Regions from separate parts of the Mus musculus genome. Here region 1 is linked to region 2. Evidence: chromatin loops called from intact Hi-C (ENCODE). Cell type or tissue: left cerebral cortex. All regions are shown on one strand.

Region 1 (8,000 bases), 110 kb before region 2:
TGCCGTCTTCATTTCATTGAGCAAAATGACTGGCACATAGCAGACAGTAAATAGATGACCAAATAAATGGTCCTGGGTTTTCAAACAATTCTAGAGAAGATAGGGAACCTCTATTAGTTATTTCCATCCCACAGATTCTTTATACCTTTATGGACTTCCTTATTTTATAGCATAAACCTCATTTTCTTACTTTGAACACATAAATAGATAAAAAGATTGCATGCACAGAACGATTCTTCATTCACCTTGTGATGATAATAAAAATATCATATTGCAGTAAAGATTTAAACTCATTATTAGAAAGTTACTCTTGTAAAATATTCAGATTGTTTTCTTGAACTTTTGGAATACATTGGCTTTTTTTTTTTCTTTTAGAAACAGAAATAAGAAATAGAAGTATCATCAGGAAGCCAGTTACTTTTGAGGTCGATGTCTCCTGAAAAGACACGTGTACTCAGGAGAAATGAGTACATCTCAGAACAGAGAGCAAGCATTCTGATTAGACTCCCAGAATCATTTTCTTCAGAGTGAGTTTTAATATTTGAAGGTTAGAAAGGTGAGCCCAAGCCGGATACAGTGTGTGAGAACAGCCCACTTTTGCTAAGCAAATTACCTTGGAAGTGGTTCAGTGTTGGATTCAGGGAGGACTATGCTTGCCCTGGGAGGAGAATGCTGAGGGTAAACAGCAGCTCCTGCCAGCAAGATGCCAGTGATCCATCCAAGCTCATCAATCAATATTGGATGTCAGAAATGAGATTGAGCGCCCTGACTCCTCTGATAATGACCAGGAAAATGAAGATATCTTGGAGAATAGCCAGAAGCAGAAAGACTTCAGGTTTTGACACTGTCCTCTAGTGATGGGTTCTGCAATATGTTTTCTATTTGCTCTTAGACATTCTCTAAGGACCCCTCCCTTCTTTTTCAAACACCATGCCATATTCTAGGTTTTTGTTTTCTGTGGACAACATACATGAAATGGGCTGTTATCCCAATTTGTGAATAAGTGATGTTTATATTCAGACTTGCCATTTATTTAATATAGACCTTGTGTGGCACTGTGTTCCACTTAGCATGTGCATGGGGAAGATGTATGTGACTGAACATACCTGCCAAGGCCAGAGGATCAGATTCACCCAGAGCCAAAGTTACAGGCAGTTGTGAGCCACCCAACACATATCCTCGGTACTGAACTCAGGCCCTTGGTAAGAGCAGGACATGCTCTCAACTGCTGAGCCATCTCTCCAGACCTCTGTGTGTTGTTTTTGCAGCTGCATCTTTTCATTTAATTGTATCAGCAACACCATAGAGTAGATAAAAGAATTGTGTTGTGTGTACAGACACATGTGGGTACCTGTGGGTATCAGAAGTATTGAACCCCCCTAGAGCTGCAGTTACAGGCATTGTGAATATCTGGTATGCACTGGAAACTACAGTCTGGCTCTCTGGAAGACCAGTGCTCACTCTGAAACATTGATTTATTTCTCTAGTCCCTCTCAAATACTCTTTATTAACCTAATCATACATACTGATTGGATACAGTAAGATATTTGAATGAATGTGCTCTGATCAAATCAGAGAAGTTAACATTCTCTTTCCATGATGTTTCTGTATTTAGAGCCCTCAAGTCCACAGATACTTATATATAATCAATACATTTTACCATATTGGTTGCCACAGCGTTACTGTATTCCTTTCAAGGCATCAAGATACCTTGCTCTTTCTTACACGCTTTCTGTTTACATTTGCACATCCCATGGGGTAAGCTATTCCTACCACTGTTACAGGCCAGCCTTCAAAGTAAGCCCCTTTCTCCTGACAGTTTGCTTAGGGTGTCAGCTTGATGTACAGTGCTGAGTTTAATTTCTTCTGTGCACTGGAGTATGGTCTCTTTACAACATTTTTTTTTGTTATAATTAATGACTTTAGACGCAAAGTGTACAACTACAGAGTTGGAGAGCCTCACTGTGTGCGGGCTGCATAGGAATGGGGTATTCTAGCATCCCATGCAGATGTGTGGATAAGGTAGTGCTGTGGGGTGCCCAGGGTGTGGCCATTACTATAAGGGGGCAGTGACATTTATGGATTTACAGCTGTTCCTTAAGGTACTGACAATGTGAGGTCTCTTACACAGGCAAGGGCTTCTGGCCCAAATACTGCATGGGAGGATGAGGCAGTAGAAACCACAGTGCCTCCAAAACCTCTTTGGTAATTACACATGCTATAGTGCATGTGTAGTAGCTTAGTGGCATCAGGAGCTATGGTGTTTGAAAGGAAATATAATGTCCATTCCTAGCCCTGTAAACAACATATAGCCAACTGTAGCATGCAGCCAACTGTAGCATAGGGGTGAGATGGATCTTACTTCCCCCCTTTTCAGCAGCGTGGGTCCAGGCATGGGACAGCAGTAGGAACTGCCACTTTTATTCCTAGCCCTTTTGCAGTACATGTATATATATAGGAGATGGGGGATGGGTGGAAACTGCATAAGCACCCTCTTTCAGTGTTGGCAACAGTATGAGCCCATAGATAACTGGGCTCATGAGCCCATAGATAACCTTGGTCCTGAAGGACAGACATGTAGGTCTCCTGACTCTTAAGAATGGCAATTTCCATTATCTGTGCTGGAAAATCAATTTCTTGCACTGTAGAGCACTAAGCAGGCTTTATTCTTTGGATGATATGTACTTTTCTGAATTTAGTCGGTGTAATGTCTGTGGGATCCCAGATATGGGATTATATACGGTCTTCTAACTCCTAGAACAGTATAAAATCTGAGAGTAGCTCATCTCTTAAGATGTGGATATTTTCACTCAAATGAAACAATGAAGACTTTACCTAAGGGCATGGCAACAATGAAGACTTTACCTAAGGATTGGGGTACAGTTTCACAGGACTGGGAGATAGAATGTGTTTATTGAGTGAAAGACAGAGAAGTGAGCCTAGGGTTCAATAATGACCTTGAAGATGGACTGATGCTCTACTTTAGTCTCTCAGTGGTGACCATAAGGGACACTTAGCTAAGGTAACACTGCTTAGGGTAATGCACTTGGCCATAAACTGTGTGTGAAGAGAGAAATAGCCTAGTACAAAAACTTCTTGGCAGTGGTCAATGGACTGGGTGATTGATCACATTCTTGTAAGAAACAATGTGGGGAGATTAGTGATAGGAACATCCTTAGAATGAAGAGAAAGGACAATGTTAAGTGGCTTGTAGAAGTGGATGCAAGCATGAGTATGTTTGTATTGAATGTTAATTCCCACCAGAAGGCTTCTCTTTCATCAAAACAACAAATAGCCAAATGTCCTTGGCCTTTCCTGTGTTTATACAGTAATTTAATCAATGATGGGAAGGCTACAGACAGCACGGGACCCTTCTCACTGAAGGCTGATGGAACTTCTGCTACTGTTCGGCTTCTGAGTTGCGATACAATCCAAGTTATGAGTCACTTGTGTAGTACCATCTAGATAAGCATAAGCAACTCTGATTAATCATCACCACCCTGAATTAGAAAGAACATCTCCTGGTTTGGACTGACACACTGGGTATGTATTTGACTTCTTGACTTCAGTGCCTTAGCCCAGCACTACCACATGAAGCCTCAAAAAATTACCAGAATGGGATGGATATTGCTTCAGACCAAGGGACCATTTCCTACCCAAGGAGTCACAGCAGGAGGAAGGTAGCTGGGGAATGTGCTAGCTCTTTTACTGGGCACATGATATAGAAGGACAGTTAGTGTTTTATGGTGTTTTGTTAGTTTTGGGTGGTACTAGCAATTGAAACCATGCCCTCACTCATGCTAGGCAAATACTTTTGCCACTGAGAGGTATCCCTAGCTCTAGAAGAATTTTTTAAAACAGAGATGTGAGTGTTAAATATCACTATCAGGTATGTCCCTAATACAGGGATCCAAGAATCAAGAGGAATTAGGAATAATTTCACTTGCACTTATTTCTAGTGGCCCATTTCAAAGTTTTGTTTCTCATCTCTGACTTTACGCCTATATATTTAGGAGGCATTGTAATCTTCAATATGAGTATGACATATACAGTACATTCTTGATCACCTTAGGAATACCTACTTAGTTTTGTTTCAAAATAGCTGAACTTGATTACCATGAAAAGGCTGGATTACTGCTATTTAATGGTGGCATATGTTTAGAACTTACTGTCAGTGGGGACATCTTTCACTATTAATGGGAATGTCTAATGACAACTATGTCCTAATTGAGACCAGCACGTGCAGGGGCTCAAAACTCTCAGGAAGAGGGCCCAGGTCACCTCTTTATGGAAATGATCTCAATTAGAGCACTAGCCATGATGAGAAAGGATTATCAGCTCTTAAGACCAAACAGAGTAGCATGGGCAGTCATTCCTACCATGAAATCTTTTAAGTAGCTTTCTAGAGAAGTTTTGATCAACCAGAATCAAATGGATGAGAACTTTCAGGAAGAGAAATTGATACAGAAAAAGAAATAAACATAAAATGTGAAGTGCATTGGCTTTGGACAGAAGTTCAAGAAGAAAAAAAAAAGGTGTTTAGAATATAAGGTAATAGAAGCAATGGAAAAGGAAGAGTATATGGCAGGACAAGATGACATCACATGTTGTCAGTATCTCTAGGGGACAGCAACACACCTCTAAGTCCTGTGTTGGATGCAGGAGCAAAAGAAGGGAGTTTTGCCAAAAGATTGGCAACTGTTAGAGTGATGGGTGAGTGGAGGTGTCAGAGGTGGGGACCGAAAATTCAGTAGCATCCTTGGAAGAAAGAGTTTCATGTTTACAAGAGAAGCTGTGCTTATGGACCCACTAGTGTTTAGGAATCCTCCAGAGGGTCCTCGGCTCCTCTCATACCTGCTTCTCAACACTTCAGTGTGCTTTTCCTAATTTCAGGTTGCAGGCATAGGACACCAGCAGAAGTAGCTGAAAGATTCATCTCCTAGTGTACCGCTGAGCAGGAAGGCTGGCTTATGAAAAAAAGATGGATTATTTCATAAGCTATGATGTAACAAATGGTTGGCCATCTGCAGAAAGAAGGAAGAAAAAGAAGAAGATAAAGGCAAGCTTTAAATTCATTTCGTACATTAAAATACATTCCATATGGAGCAAAGACTTAAAAATAAAAAGTGAACTAAAAAAATCTCAGGAAAAAAATGGGAAAAGTTCTTTAGCTAGGGAGTGGGGAGTGTCTAAGTAAAAAAACCTCAGCAACTATTAAAATGTAAAAGTTCTGTAGGACAGAAACAAGTGTCTTTAATATTAGCCAGTGTTTGAGGCCTGCATGTGGTTTACATTATTGCTTAAGTTACTACTGTATAGAAATATCTGAAGTCAATGCCTTTGCCACTATTCTAAGTGAAGAAGGCTTAGAAAGAGCAGGCTATTCTGATAGGAAAGATGATGGGAAATGGGGTAGGGTCAGATTTACCTCAGGTGGATGCTTCTAGACAGACCTTGGGCTTTAATTTTAAATTTGTGTTTTGAAGAACTAGGATGTCAGACCGTTGAAGAACCTTCGCAGAAGCTATCACAATTTCTATTCACAAACACTTCATGGAACTACATACAGCAGTCCAGTTCAGTAGTGTCAGGATGCAGCAGTGGTGGCAAAACCTAACAGGAATAGCCAGGCCTCAGAATCATCATGAGTTAGTGGGAGGGGATTCAGACCAGCAGGGATGCCAGGAGAAGTTCTCTGCTTGCCTCTCTCAACAAATCAATGATCAGAGAAGACTTGGGACCCAGAAGCTGTCTGCACTCAGCTCCATCTAATGTTGGCCTCTTAGAGAGTTTTTACAGTGCAATTAAGAAAACCAAGAAATGAATATTAGTGTAACACTATTACTGAGCTATGGGATGCCATTCAAATTTCCTGTTTTTTTCCTCCATCCTCCTTTTCCTGCTCCCATACCCAAATGCATACCTAGCACTGAATCACATTGTTTAGCTGTAATATCTTCCTTATCCCCTCCTAACTGTGGCAACACCCTCAGTCCTTCCTTGTGTTTTATGAACTTGCCACCAGAGGTATTGTTTAACTTATTTTCTGAATGACATGGATCTGACTTCTTCTTAATGACTAGATTTTGCTACAATTTTGGCAACAATAGCATAATGGCTTTGTGGCCTTAGGAATGACATCTGAGAGGGCATCATGTCAGCCATCTCATTGCAGATAAGGCTAGCCGTCCTCATTTGCCTAAGGTGATGGCTGACAGTGTTCACCAATGTAGCTTCTAGCTTCAGTAGACATTTTGGAAATGATAGTTTGACTTTATGCAACTGATCCTGTTTCTTTCTTTCATCCACTAATTCTCCTGTTTGTTCTGATCTTGTTTCTACAACTTCTATGCTTTCTTAATGGTTTTGTGTTCATTTTGCCTTACATTTATTGACTTGAATTATTTTGTAGAAATACTTTTTTCTGTCTCTTATATAACCATTCATTTATTTTGGTATTAATTCATGAATGTTTTATTCTTTGCACTGCAACCTACTGCTATAATTATTTTCCCTTTCCAGCTTTGCCATTCAAAATCTTTTGACAGGTTATGACATCCTTTGATGATGGTCCCACTCCTCTTCTGCTTCTTCCTCCTCTCCTCTACTTTCTTCAGCCTCTGACACTATCAGATGCTCTGAAAATTGTGTATATTCCTGACGTATTAGTGAGATCAACCACCTCTTGGAAAGTCTCCAACTTACTTAGGAATTAAGGTACTGTGCTCCCTCACTCATTCTGGAAAAGTGTTTTTCCCAGAAATAGAGTTTTAAGAGGGCATTCCCCTCCCCCACTTTTCTTTTAGAACTCTAAATGCTGCCTGTCATTTTTGTCTTCTGAATGTCAACAGTTCTGTTTGGAGGAGAGGGATATTGTTTTATTATAATGCTGCATTTACCACTTCCCCCTTGTATGCTGGATGTTTCTAAGAGCTTATTTTGGTTTTCAACAGTTATACTGTCCCCCAGCAGGTTTTAAAATGGTAATTAGTCTGGGAGTTTTTTTCAATATATAGATCTATGACTGTATATGTTTAGGTGACATGGGGCAGGAGGGAGAACTTGCTTGTCTTTCACATTTGGGGATCTGGTGCATACATATTAAGTCACTTGCTACCACCACATGATTCATTCTGAACAGGTTTTCTGGGATGTCTTAAAGTTCATAAGTCTTTAATTCTGCTTCATCTAAATGACATTCTGCACAATTTAGTGAATTTTTTATTTCAGAATTTTTTGCGTCTTTCTTAGATGTTCCATTTGGCTAATATTTTTGTCTAATTTCTTCTTTAAATTCATACAGCTTTTTAAACCCTCGAGCACAATTATAACAGTATTTTTAAAGTTAGTCTGCTCATTACATAATAATCATAATTCCTGGATTTGTTTGTGCCCTAGTTATGGATTGTATTTTCACATAGTCATTGCAAGTCAAGGAATTTTTAAGTGTGTGCTTGATGTTTTCTGCATTATGTTCTTGATTCTCTCTTTTTTTGTTATTAGTATTTCACTGGGTAGTTTTGAAAGATGCTTTGATGGGTGGTTAATTTTCCTTTAGACCGTTTCATTTCAGTGTTTATTGTGGAAAAATGTACAATGTAGTATTAATACTTTCAACCCTTTTAAAATGAACAACAGGGACATTAAAAAATATTTATGTTGAGTACCAACTATCACAACTATCCGTCTCCAGAACTTTATATCAAACTCTGTGAACATTAACTCTCTTTGTTAAAGTTTTGTCTCATATAGTTTTGTATAGGATTTCCCTAATGGTTAGCAATGTTCGGTGAGCATTTCATGTAGGCTTAAATTTTTCTCAACCTATTTTTAATGATGGATCTTAAATGCTTTAACCTCCCTTCTAGTGCACCATCTGTCTGAAAGGAAAGGTTATTAGGATATGGGGAAGTAGATCTATTTAGACATGGTTCTTTGGAGCAAATCCCTCTAAGTTGCCAGGAAAACAGCAGTTTAGTTCCCAGGTCAGCATCAGTAGC
Region 2 (8,000 bases):
ACTGTAGCTGATAGGAGTGAGTAAGTGGCAGCTAGTATTCCCCTTAGCTTTCCTTCATGATGTATAGCATGAAGAGGAGGCAGGAACACACACTCCACGACTGACCAACTCGGTGAGAAAATGTTGCACACTTTCTAGACTCAAAGACAGGAGGTAAACAAGACAGGAGAGAAGAAAGAAAAAAGCAAAACAAAACACGGTTTTAATAAGTTATCTCAGTGCCCTAAAGACCATACTCTGTTTAGTTAGTGTTCCAAGCAAGCGTTCCCAATCACTCACATAAAGCAAAGCATACTCTATTTTGAAGATGGTTACTATAATAGAATACACTATTTCTGTTTCTGAAAGGATCCCAAACTAGTCGTTCACTGGTCTCTATAAGATTTTTTTGCAGGCTGCTAAGAGCCTTTTTAGGAGATGTAAACATTTAACTGAAAAAGCAAATGTATCAAGAATCAAGCACGTTGACAAAAAATTAGAATCAACGAAGGGACATTTTTTTAGCAGTACACACAATGTTGAGAATTTTTACGGGTCATTGGTTCCTGCACTTCTCTTTGTAATTTCCCCTTCCCACCCTTCAAGCCCATGTATGCTTTGTGTCTTCAGAATGTGGGATCCTCGAAAAAAAAAGGGGTGTTCAATACACCGAATGGATCCTGGGCCTGAAGATGAGCGTGCGGGGGAAGAAATCAAAAAGCAGATGGGATGACATACTTTGGAGACTGGTGGAGAGATGCAGTCTTTGATGCATATTTAGGTTCCTGATTCTGATTCTGTCACAGTTGTGTTGACAAATGTCCTTGCCATCTCCCTAGTATAAGCAGTTTATGCTTAGAACCAGAGGCAGAAAAATAGGATTGGGGAGTAGCAGGGACTCTGATCAGTCAACAGGAAAAAAAAGTGTACCCCCAGGGGAGAAGATTCTCCTGGAGCAAAACTGTACCTGGAGACCGGTTGAGGTTGAAGCATAGAGCAATGGAAGAACTGAAGCCTGCTTCTTCCTAGGCAAAGGAGTGCTTGTGCTGAATGAAGGTGGGTTGCTGGCAGGGTGGAGGTGGGGATGGGGGTGGGTTTGCTCCTCCCAGCCCCAAAGCTGGGGAACAGCAGGAAACTGGGAATGGTGTTGGAGAGGCTGTTATGCCAGGACAAGGTGTTGGGTATGAGGGTGGGTGGGGGCCTGAGGGGTGGCTTGGAGCCCTGGCGGTGGCTGCCTGACGTCACCGGCCTCTCTGGCAATAGGCTAAGAGCTGAGCTCCCCATAGCAGCAGCAGCAGCAGCAGCAAAGGCAGCGGCGGCGGCGGCGGCGGCGGCGGTGGCGGCGGCGAGGGTGGCAGCAGCAGCGCGGCTCTGTCTCTGGTCCCAGCGCTCCGTGCCTTCTGCAGCCGCCACTGCAGCCAAGGGCTCCTTCTCTGCAACTGGCTGGTCCTTCCAGGTAAGAGACAGTGGTCAGGATGAAGGCTTCCATGGCCAGGGGCCCCAGTGGCAGGATGAGGGCGGGTAAGACCACTCCCGCGGCCTGCGCAGGCACCTCTGGACAGAGCTTCAGCCCCCGCCCCTTCCCTGGTGGAGGCTAGCGCTTTGCCTTGCTGCTCCGCAGTGCAACAGTTTGCACCTGCCTTTTGGGAGAGGCAAGGGAGCTGTGCTGCCTGCCGCGGGTCCTCCGGCTTGGTCCTCTGCCACAGCCTCTGGGCCCTGGGGCCAGGGCCCGGGGAAGGCTGGAGACAAGGTCGGTTCCCCAAACTTTGCAAGCGGGAACCCTTCCCCTTTCAGTTCCTGCTCTGGAAGAAAGAAAAAGGATTTTGGATACTGTCAAGTGGGAGGCTCAGGGAGATGAGGGGTGGGGGGCGCTTGGGAGGATGTGCCTCCGCTGAGAAGGGTGTTTCAGCTGCTTTTGATAGGGAGAAAGGGGGAGGAAGGTAGCAAGGAAGAAGGCTGGAGAAAGGTCGAGTATGATCCTGTGTGCCAGATCCAGCGGGTCAGCTGCGGCTAGGGACAGAGGCAGTGGGGTGTATCCCCTTGGGACGGGGACCTTGGGGGTCTGAACGTCCAGGCTGGAAGTGTTTGGAGAGGGAGGGATGGGGAAGGAGGACTGCGTACAGGGAGCCTGCTTGGAGTGCGTGCTGGCGAGATTGGATCCTGAGAGGAGGTCCACAGGACACAGAGAAGAGGGCAGTTGGCTTTCTGGGAAGTAGAGAAAGCCGCTGTGGCGGCCGCTGTTGGTGGCAATTAGAAAGTTGTGCAGGGGGCAGGGCAGCTGCCTTCTCTGCTGAGTAACCAGTGTCTCCGCGGTGCGGTACGGACGCCAGACCCCATCTGAGCCAGCGGAGCATCTAGCGCGGCTCTCCTGGGCTGCCAGGAGCGGTAGGGTTGGGTTGGTGGGTTGTGGAGATGACAGAGTCCATTTGAGGGCCGCTTGACAGTGGTGTCAGATCCCTCTCTTTCTCTGCACTCGCCTTGGCTGTGGCCGGGACCCTAACTAATCCTGTTTTCTTTGCAGCACTGTGCCTGGGGAAAGGAAACAGGATCAAAGAAGACCAGAGACACTCTCCCTGGGGCCACTAGCTCTGGCCCGCTTGCTTGGCGGCAGTTGCTCCCTCAGTCTTTGGCTGGAGAGCTCACTCCCTCCAGCGCTAAAGAGCAGTTGGGGTGGTGTGGGTTCCTGTCCACGTCTTGGCTGGTGGGAACCGTGTGTCCAACAGAGGAAGCCTGGTGGGCCTGGCCCCTCTCAGCCCAGCGCCGATGAGTGCCAGGGCGCCGAAAGAGCTGAGGCTGGCCCTGCCGCCTTGTCTCCTGAACCGGACCTTTGCTTCCCACAACGCCAGTGGAGGCAGCAGCGCAGGTCTCCGCAGCTCAGGCGCAGGTGGTGGCACTTGCATCACGCAGGTGGGACAGCAGCTCTTCCAGTCTTTTTCATCTACGCTGGTGCTGATTGTCCTGGTCACTCTCATCTTCTGTCTCCTCGTGCTGTCCCTCTCCACTTTCCACATCCACAAGCGTAGGATGAAGAAGCGGAAGATGCAGAGGGCTCAGGAAGAATATGAGCGAGATCATTGCAGCGGCAGCCACGGTGGTGGGGGGCTGCCTCGGGCAGGTGTTCAAGCTCCAACCCATGGAAAAGAAACCCGACTGGAGAGGCAGCCCCGGGACTCCGCTTTCTGCACCCCCTCCAATGCTACTTCTTCTTCCTCCTCCTCCTCCTCATCCCCTGGTCTCCTGTGCCAGGGTCCCTGTGCGCCTCCGCCTCCACTGCCAGCCCCCACTCCACAAGGAGCACCCGCAGCTTCCTCCTGCTTGGACACACCTGGCGAGGGCCTTTTGCAAACGGTGGTACTGTCCTGATTGCGCAGCCCCTCTCCTGACCCTTTCCTCGTCTCCAGCATCTTGACCGTCCTCGCTTTTGTTCCTCCTTCCTTCCTTTTCCGTTCTCCTTTGGCCCCTGTTTTCTCTGCCCTCTTTCCTTACCTGGCCACCCTTTCACTGTCTCTCCTCCGCCGAGGCACTGTGCGGTATTTGTAAATATTGGGCGAGGAAAGTCTCAGAGGAAGAAATAACGCTGATAATACTTTACTGATATTTATAGTAATTATTATACTACTAATAACACAGTCCAAGCGCATGACAAATCACATAATTTCTCATTGTTAATGAAGGCTGCATCTTCCCTCCCCACCCCGTGCCCCCCTCAATAAGGAGAAGAAACCGCACAAGCTACCAAATATTTAAGACATTGACACCGAAGCAAAGGGATGGGAGGGGGCCGGTGATGTTGTATATAGCTGTCAAGTGAAGGTTTAGTCGCCTTTCTGCCCCTCCCTCACGGGCTTTCACTTTTCCTTTAGCTTGTCTCCCCTCCCCTTTCCTCACCTTCAGCTGGGCTCAGGCAATAGTATATTATAAAGGCAACATCTACATTAAGCACCAGAGACCACATAGAATGTCCCAGAAAAACGTTTAGGACAGGTAACCCCTCTCTAGTCAGTCATCATTTCACTTTTTGCTTTCCCCCTGGCAGAATTAGAGTTTTACTTTTAGAAATATCACTCGCTGGTCGAGCACAGAAAAAGAAAACAAAAAACAAAAACATACTATCTGATTTGCTGCTCATTAGGGCCCATTTGTACACCTGACTGGTAGTCGTTTTGGTTTGGTTTGTTTGTTTGGTTTTTTTTTTTTCCCTTTGGGGAATTTTTTTTTTTTTTTTTTTTTTTTTTTGAGCCTCAGAGAAACCGGGAGCTGTCCAGCCAGGTCTGGTGCTGAATATGTCTCACCTTCATGGTTACTTCCTCTGGTTGTGCAGACCAAAGAAGGAGCTGTTTTGGAAAGTGATTGTCTTGGTTTTGATTGGTTTCTTTCTTCTTTTTTCTACAATTGGATTGTTTTTTCTTATCACTATACATTGCATAAGTTACCTTTATGTAAAAAAAAAAAGTATTAGGCAATGTGCAGTTCTGAAAATGCAGTATCTAACCAACTAGTATGTTTCTGTTTTATTTTTAGAACAAGTGCACCTTTGTTATATACTTATTATATTGGTACCAAATACAGAAGAAAACTATAGTTCTGTGATATGTCCTCCAAACTGTATATTTTTGTTCTTCTGACTTTCCAGCTGTTGATATAATGGTTGCCACTGGCTGAGGAAGTCAGTGGTGTAGGCCTGGCTTCTGCTGTTTCCGGAAGTGTTCTTTTGTATTTTACGCTGTAGTAGACTATTATAAAACGATGACACCCATGTTTCCCCCTTTTTCTTTTGTGAATAACAGAAACAACCACAACAGAAAACAAATAATGGATGTGCTGGAATGCCATCTATTAAAAACATGGTTAATATTTAAACAGTGCCTGTGGTTCTCTGCATGCAGTTGCCACCTGGAGGCAGTGCTGTGTGTGCTTGCTTGTACTGTATGTGTTTGGGGGAAAGACTGGTGGAGATGTTGGGCAATTTGGATGACAGGACATGACAATTTCCAAGTTAAATCTGTAAACGCTTACAGGATAAAACTGTTTACAGCTTGTTTAGTTATGACTCCATGCCTGCATCTGATATACAGCAAAGGGGATCTTTCTTCTTCCCAAGTCTGGCCTAATTAACCTCCCTGAACACATAGGAAATGTTAAGGGAAAAGGAAAGCATGAGAGAAGATAAATCTCTTGTCCTCTCTTTAAATGTCAGATAAGTCCCTCTATGTTAGACTCTGCTGTTTAGTGAAGGGCAGTGGGACCCCTACATATATCCATCTCCCAAGCCACTAGCTCCCCTCTATGCTCTGTCTTATTTCAAGTTGTATGTGGTTATTATCCCGAGAAATGATTGCCTCTAATGTTTTGGTTACATATAAAGTTTTCCAAGCTCAGTCTGTATCTTTATAAAATAATTTAATAAGGTTGATTTAGTCACCCATAGATATCATCCAAGTCCTTTCTGAAGCACAGAAGACCATCGTTTAAGCATGCCATGTTGTATCATTAGGAAGATCAGGTATAATCTTTGGATACAATATATTAAACAATGAACCAGATTCTCTCCAGTGCCTTAGTCACTTCCTAGTAACAGGTCAGAGTGCATTCAGTCCCTCGGGCCACCAAGGATGCTGTTAGTGTATCAGAGCTCTACACTGTACAACAGAATGGCTAAGGCACTGTGAAGGAGAATATCCATTAATCTCTTTAACTTGCCCTCATCCAACTGTAGCTCTTAATACCGTCTTACAGAATGGGTTTTAGATGTGAAATCTGAATAGGATCAGGAACCCAGAAGGAAGGTTCATCATTTCAGTGAGCTCTACATAAGTGCATAGATATTACTTTTTTCCATTATTTGGTGCACTCTTTTTACAGTAAATAATTTCCCATTTTATTAAAGCAATAAGATATTCTGTTTTGAGCAGCGCTAGATGCTCATTCCACTTCCTTGGTGCTGAAGCAACTCATATGTTCTTGCCTTATGAATCACAGTGCATTCAAGGCATGCAATAATAATCCCCTTCCAAGAAGCAGCCTGCACACCCTAGGGGGCAATGTCCTACATACTTTTCCCCAAAAGAAATAGAGCAAACAAGAAATAAACTAATTATGTGTATTTTAAAAAAAACATCTTGATACCTCTAACCATAAGCACACATCTGTAATGTGCTATCATTGTGCACCTTTAAGTGTATATGCCTTTTCCATCAATTGACTAGGGATTAATATTTTAATAGTGTCCTGTGTAAAGATGATGCAGCTTATCAATCACATTTCATACTGAGTTTAATATGCTGTGAACCTGGTGGCACCACACAAGATTTCTGTTAGTTAGAGTGATAATTACATGAAATTCTAGTAGGCCAGATCCCACACCAAATTATTGTAATAAAGATACGACAATGCAAATTTCTATAGAGTCTGCTTAGATTGCTACTTAGAGAGCGCAACTGACCCATATGACATTCGAGTTTTCATTTTTATGAGACAAAAGGCATTATGAAAATAGCTAAATTTACTCTAAGGATCTTGTTTACTGATGTCCCGTCAAACTAATTGCTCCAACCTTCTATAGCTACAGCTCAGCTCCTGCACTTGCTATTCAGTATTAATAAAGTAGCATGCTTGATTCTTACTATTTTAAAAATGAGAAAAATAGAGAGAGAATGCCGATATGTCAACTATATGGGACTCTGACTCTTGAAGATGAAGATGGATATAATCTTTAGAATTTATATACACCCATAGATATGTATTTATATATGCATACATTTTGTACAAATTTACAATGGACTTTTTGTATTCTCTTTTCTGTCATTATAAGTATGAGACTGAAACCAAATAGTTGTTCCATCCTCTGATCCAGAGAGGATCTGAGGAGTCAGGTGTATGCATGTACTTGGTTCTCTGAGGTCAAATCAGAATGGCTTTCTCTTTATTTAGTGGAAGGGGAGAGTCTTCCTTGGCTTGGGGAATTGGTAATTAGATAAGCTTCCTTTCCTATATTAGTGACTCAAATGTAGCAATGATAACGAAGTCATGACCATCTCTATGTGGTCCAGCTATTTGATGGATCAAAAATCTATCTACACGAGCATTGGAGCCATCTAGACCACAATCATGGATTGCAATCTGATTTTTCCTCTTCACTTTCAACTTACATGTTGTATGAGATACAACATATACCTGCATAGCTAAAGGTAAAATGAAAATATACCTACTATTTGTTTAGTTTGAAGAGTAGCTTTTTGGAAAATATGGACAATTTAGCTTTAAAAATTACTGGGCATTTGACTTTTTAACCCTCCCTATCTGTAACCATTGAATTGATTAGATACTGACTAAAATTTCTTTTTCCAATGCATAGGCATAGATTTTAAGTGCTTTTAATGGATAATTGCTAAGAAATGACTAACTAGTATTACATGAGAGTTATGGGCTAAATTGGAACCAGAAACTTTAATATGGCTTCTAAAATTCACTCCCATGGAAGTCTAGGCTTTGGACTCGAATCTGAAAAGCCACTTATTCATGTTTGGAAATTGTGGTGTGGTCCATAGATGTTCATGTAAGAACGGATTGCCCCATCTACACAGGAAGGTATTTCATCACTGGGCTGAATATAAATCTGATTCTGGTTTAGTTTTTCCTTATTTGATAACATTTTGGAAGCAGACGTGATGGCTTCACATCAATACTTATCAATGTCACCAGCCCAATGGTGCAATTGGTGCAGTGTCAGAATGCTTAGTGGAGAATAAGAACTTACTTAGCTTTAATTGAGAGACAGTGCATTATTCGGGTTGCTTTACCCATTTGAGGAAGGATATTTCACTGAGACTTGTGGTCTCACAGGATTGCTGCTACAGAGAGGATAACGACAGTGATGGCATCAACAGAAGAAGTGATTTTTGAACTCGAGTATATCCAATAGATAGAATAAAACAGGTATTAGAAATTCATGAAAAATTTGTTTTGCTTTTATATCAATAAAAGAGTTTTCTTGTTAATTGGCCTTTGGACACGATTTCCTT

What was found. Hi-C counts contacts between places; a loop is a spot of excess contacts. Peaks named below come from ENCODE experiments on the same cell type or tissue, not always from the same donor. Only the 100,000 strongest peaks of a DNase experiment are listed, where the experiment ranks them.
Region 1: it touches region 2 in a loop (3.0-fold over the local background); 2 of 42 quality-filtered maps call a loop at or near these places.

Annotation. Positions count from the first base shown.
Region 1 is chr9:52,779,734-52,787,733 of GRCm38, reverse strand. It overlaps Gm1715 (predicted gene 1715), which reads right to left. Exons shown (of 5, transcript NR_045333.1): 4 at 4,855-5,024. Among named protein-coding and RNA genes, the nearest start is that of Gm39339, 94 kb to the left of the region's middle. In left cerebral cortex, no CTCF peak of the experiment used is centred here; DNase peaks (open chromatin) are centred at 3,554 and 4,990; H3K27ac peaks cover 2,022 bases.
Region 2 is chr9:52,673,018-52,681,017 of GRCm38, reverse strand. It overlaps AI593442 (expressed sequence AI593442), which reads left to right and starts at 1,238. Exons shown (of 2, transcript NM_001286641.1): 1 at 1,238-1,435; 2 at 2,501-7,986. The coding sequence starts at 2,743. The coding sequence ends at 3,342. It overlaps Gm1715 (predicted gene 1715), which reads right to left and starts at 1,155. Exons shown (of 5, transcript NR_045333.1): 1 at 947-1,155. In left cerebral cortex, CTCF peaks have their summits at 4,869 and 6,013; DNase peaks (open chromatin) are centred at 2,521, 2,834, 3,774, 4,826 and 4 more places; H3K4me3 peaks cover 6,321 bases; H3K27ac peaks cover 5,138 bases.